Linked DNA regions of Homo sapiens: region 2 is linked to region 1. A link is an interaction called in ENCODE POLR2A ChIA-PET data of the cell type or tissue named here. Cell type or tissue: MCF 10A. All regions are shown on one strand.

Region 1 (2,500 bases):
ACTGTTGGTGAAAATGTAAAATGTTACAGCCGCTGTGAAAAACAGTATGACAGTTCCTCAAAAATTTAAAAATTGGATTAACTTATGATCCAGGAATTCTATTTCTGTACCCAAAAAAAGCTGAAAGCAGGGCCTCAAAGGATATTTGTATACCCATGTTGGTAGCAGCATTTTTGAGCTAAACCATGAAAGCAACCCATGGTCCATCAATGGATGAATGGATAAGCTAAATGTGGTATATCTGTACAATGAAATATATTTCACCTTAAAAGGGAAGGAAATTCTGATGTCGGCTACAATATAGATGAATCTTGAGAACATTATGTGAAGTGAAATAAGCCAGTCTCTAGCAGACGAGTACTGTATGATTCCACTTATATGAGGTATTTAGAGCAGTTCAAAATTATAGAGTCAGACAGTAGAATAGCGGGTGCCAGCAGCTGGGGAAAAGGGAATATGGGGAATTATTGTTTAATGGATACAGAGTTTCAATTTTACAAGATGAAACATGTTATGGAGATGAATGATGGTGATGATTGCACAACACTATGAATGCATTTAAAAATACTGAACTGTGTACTTAAAAATAGTCACGATGACAAATTTTTTGTTTCATGTATTTTACCACAATTTATCAAATGGGGAAACACTTTATAATCATTTGAAAGGATAGGAGTGCTCATAGGGGTGAAGTTTAGAAGCTACTAACTACAACATAAAATACTAATAACAGAGGAAAAAGAAAATCATTAACAGCAGCATCTAACCAGATTTCAACCAATGGGGTTTCATAATTCGTTATGTTCAACTAAATAGGGATCCCTGAACTGTCAATATAAAATTTATTGTCCTAAATGCAATTACACTGTAAGCACTGTTAAACCTTGGGATATTGATTATTTGAACATTTAGACAAATAAAAGTATTAAAATATTATAAAAATTAAAAGACTCAGTTAAGAAATCATAACATCTATGAATATACAATCATGTTTTCCCTGAAGATATGACTTCAGTCCCAAAATAAATTTTCAAATATAAAACAGCTATAATAATGTTTCAACCAATAACTTTATATTACCATAAAATTGGAAGAGAAGTAACTAGTTTTTAGGATAATAAGAAAATGTTAGTAATAAAGCATTATTAGGAAATATGCAGCAACATTCTGTTACCATGGGCTTTGTTTTTAGATCCATGATTTGATAAAAATTCATATGTCCCTTTCTATTTATTTTAAAAGAGATAAAAACCTACCACAGTAAAATGCCTCTAGGTCTATGCCTAGCGCCTTAGAAATAAAAATTTATTATCAAAGGATGGCTAAAGCCTCAGCTCATCCAAAGAGCTCCTCCTACTGTTCCAAAATATAAAATGAGTCTGAAGAGAGGAACTTTAACTGAAGAACCAGAGCATGACAAAATCAAGGCATAGGAACCAGAAGAGTTAAAGCCCCTGAGTCAGGGCTGAGATTCTGATTCTTAAACAGAAGGAGCTAAAAGTCAAACCCTGACAGAGACAAAGCTTCTAAGTTCATTCTCAGGGCTTTCCCTTCCCTTAAGCTGCTTTGTCTAAAAACTGTGCTCACCTGCAAATTTGCAGGGGCTTTTTGGTAATATCTGAACTCAAAGAAATGCAGCTCTAACAAGAAAATACCAAGCACGTGACAGAGTGTGGGAGAGAATTTTTGAACAAAGCACCTCTTCCCATTATCCCCAAACACTCCAAGGCCAGTGTCTACTCTGCACACAAATCATCTTGAAGGAAGTGAAAGATATATTCAGGTATAAAACAATTATTTTTTAAAAACAAGTTGTTAGTAATAAGTTTCTAACAACTTAGAATTAATGTATCAATGTCTGATTAATTCAAATTCTTAGTCTCTGACATTTTTGGCAAATGGGTAGTAGAGTTTGTTTTTCAGTCTATGGGCATGAGAGCCAATGCCTGAACCACAAAGAGAAAACAGTAAATGTGTTAAATAATAAAGGTTGGAAGGTTATACACCAAACTTAACACATGAAAAGATGAAAAGCTGGCGATGAAATAAGGTGTTTTTCTTTCTACTTGATATAATTCTATATTAGTTGAATTTTTTATAATAAGCATGTTTTTATGTAAAACTTCTGAAATTTTATTTTTCAAAGAGTCATCTAAAATAATAATATTATCTGCAACATACTTACCCATCTAGGTAATAATCCATGCTCTCTATTTGGTCACTTTGTTCAGTCATCCCACAGACTAGCTCCTTTGGGGCACCAGTCCCCAGAGCAGGCACTGCAGAGGCTACAAAGACAATCCTTGTAATAGCAAACATTTATGGAGTGCTATGTGGCAGGCACTGCCTCAAGAACTTATCAGAGCTATCTCATTTAATCCTCACCCAATTATGTCAGACCCACTCCTCAAATGAGGAAACGAGGCACAGAGCAGTTAAGTAAATTGCTCAAGACCTCAGCTGACACCGATGGAACAAGTTGTTTGGCTTCAAGCTGCAT
Region 2 (2,500 bases), 340 kb before region 1:
CTGGAGGGAGGGGTAAGGAAAGAAGCAGGGAGATGATCAGGAGAAGCCTGTAGCAAAGACATAGGCTGGACTTTTGGGGGTGGCCCCAAGAGTGAGAGAAGTGAACAGTCTAGAGGTGTATTTTGGAAGCAGAACATGCAGGACATGCTGGTGATTTTGATAGAAGAGGGAAGAAGGGAAAGAGAAGAACCAAGGTTGACATCTAGGCTTTTGACTTGAGCAGTCTGGAAGATGGTGAAACCTCTTACTGAAATGGGGATGACCTGAAAAAGAATTTGGTCAGTGGACAGGGGAAAATCAAGAGAGTTCCTTATTAGACATATTATTTTTTATGCCTGTTTTATACCTATATCTCTCATGGATAGGAACTACCTGCAGAAACTTGGTAGCAAGGGCCTAATCAGTAAGGCATTTATTTTTCTCATATGGCAAAAACAAAAAACAAAAAAAAAAACAGGAAGATGTAACCACATCATGGTTGATAGAGCTACTCAAGGATCCCTTTTTCTTCCTGCTCAAGCACCAAAAAAATAATGGCTTTCATTCTACAGCTGCCCCATGATTACAATATGTGTTCTATCTCCAACTTCTGGTCCAAGTTTCAGGCAGGAATAAGAAAGAAGCAAAATGAGGAAGTGTATTAGTCTGTTCTCATGCTGCTAATAAAGACATGCCAAAGATTGGGCAATTTATAAAGGAAAAAGGTTTAATTGACTCATAGTTCAGCATGGCTGGGGAGGCCTCAGGAAACTTACAATCATGGCGGAAGAGGAAGCAAACACATCCTTCTTCACATGGCATCAACAAGAAGCGCAGAGCAACAGTGGGGAAAGTCCCTTGCAAAACCGTCAGATCTCATGAGACTTATTCACTATCATGAGGACAGCATGGGAAAAACCCACCCACATGATTCAATTACCTCCCACCAGGTCCCTTCCATAATAGGTGGGGATTATGGGAGCTATAGTTCAAGATGAGATTTCGGTGGGGACACAGCCAAACCATATCAGTAATGATGTGTGTCTTTATCAAGGTTAAACAATTTCCAGAAAGCTCCAGAAGATTTTGGTTGGCATCTCCCATGGCTACCCATAGCTGGAAGAGAGTCTAGAAAATATTGTTCTTAGCTATGCCTATTGCTATCCCAAACAATCTCATGGTTCTAGTACGGAAAAGTGGATACTGAGAAGAGAGCTGACTGTGTTTAGCTATAATATCCAAGTAGAGATTGAAAGTACACTGTTGGCTACAGAAGTCTGGAGTCCAGGGGAGTCATTAAAGATATTTAAAAAATACTCATCAGCCTGTAAAGGATATTTAAAGTCATGGGACTGAGTACAGTTAGTCAGATAAAAAGTGACGAAAGAGAAGAAGTCTCTGGACTGAGCTTGGAAACCTTCCAACATTCCAAAGTCTAGTAGAAGAGGTAGCAAAAAAAAAAAAAAAAGCTGAAAGGAGCAGTAAGAGAGGAAAAAGGAAAACCAAAGGAACGTGCTGACCACTGGTGAGAGGTCAAGGTAGGGAGGACAAGGAAGTGGCCACTGGTTTTGGCAACATGGAGATTGTTGGTATGTGGGGAAAAGCAAGAGAGATCAGATTGTTACTGTGTCTGTGTAGAAAGAAGTAGACATAGGAGACTCCATTTTGTTATGTACTAAGAAAAATTCTTCTGCCTTGAGATTCTGTTAATCTATAACCTTACCCCCAACCCCGTGCTCTCTGAAACATGTGCTGTGTCAACTCAGAGTTAAATGGATTAAGGGCGGTGCAAGATGTGCTTTGTTAAACAGATGCTTGAAGGCAGCATGCTCCTTAAGAGTCATCACCACTCCCTAATCTCAAGTACCCAGGGACACAAAAACTGCGGAAGGCCACAGGGACCTCTGCCTAGGAAAGCCAGGTATTGTCCAAGGTTTCTCCCCATGTGATAGTCTGAAATATGGCCTCGTGGGAAGGGAAAGACCTGACCGTCCCCCAGCCCGACACCCGTAAAGGGTCTGTGCTGAGGAGGATTAGTAAAAGAGGAAGGAATGCCTCTTGCAGTTGAGACAAGAGGAAGGCATCTGTCTCCTGCCTGTCCCTGGGCAATGGAATGTCTCGGTATAAAACCTGACTGTATGCTCCATCTACTGAGATAGGGAAAAACCGCCTTAGGGCTGGAGGTGGGACCTGCGGGCAGCAATACTGCTTTGTAAAGCATTGAGATGTTTATGTGTATGCATATCTAAAAGCACAGCACTTAATCCTTTACATTGTCTATGATGCAAAGACCTTTGTTCACATGTTTGTCTGCTGACCCTCTCCCCACAATTGTCTTGTGACCCTGACACATCCCCCTCTTCGAGAAACACCCACAGATGATCAATAAATACTAAGGGAACTCAGAGGCTGGCGGGATCCTCCATATGCTGAATGCTGGTTCCCCGGGTCCCCTTATTTCTTTCTCTATACTTTGTCTCTGTGTCTTTTTCTTTTCCAAATCTCTCGTCCCACCTTACGA

What was found. Peaks named below come from ENCODE experiments on the same cell type or tissue, not always from the same donor. Only the 100,000 strongest peaks of a DNase experiment are listed, where the experiment ranks them.
Region 2: POLR2A ChIA-PET joins it to region 1 with 5 read pairs; 2 of 35 experiments call an interaction of 5 or more read pairs at or near these places.

What each region holds. Positions count from the first base shown.
Region 1 is chr12:57,992,059-57,994,558 of GRCh38, reverse strand. No RefSeq gene overlaps it. Among named protein-coding and RNA genes, the nearest start is that of ATP23, 52 kb to the right of the region's middle. In MCF 10A, no CTCF peak of the experiment used is centred here; no DNase peak of the experiment used is centred here.
Region 2 is chr12:58,335,987-58,338,486 of GRCh38, reverse strand. It overlaps LOC105369787 (endogenous retrovirus group K member 21 Env polyprotein), which reads left to right and starts at 1,447. Exons shown (of 3, transcript XM_047429956.1): 1 at 1,447-1,517. RefSeq lists an enhancer at 753-832. In MCF 10A, no CTCF peak of the experiment used is centred here; a DNase peak (open chromatin) is centred at 1,426.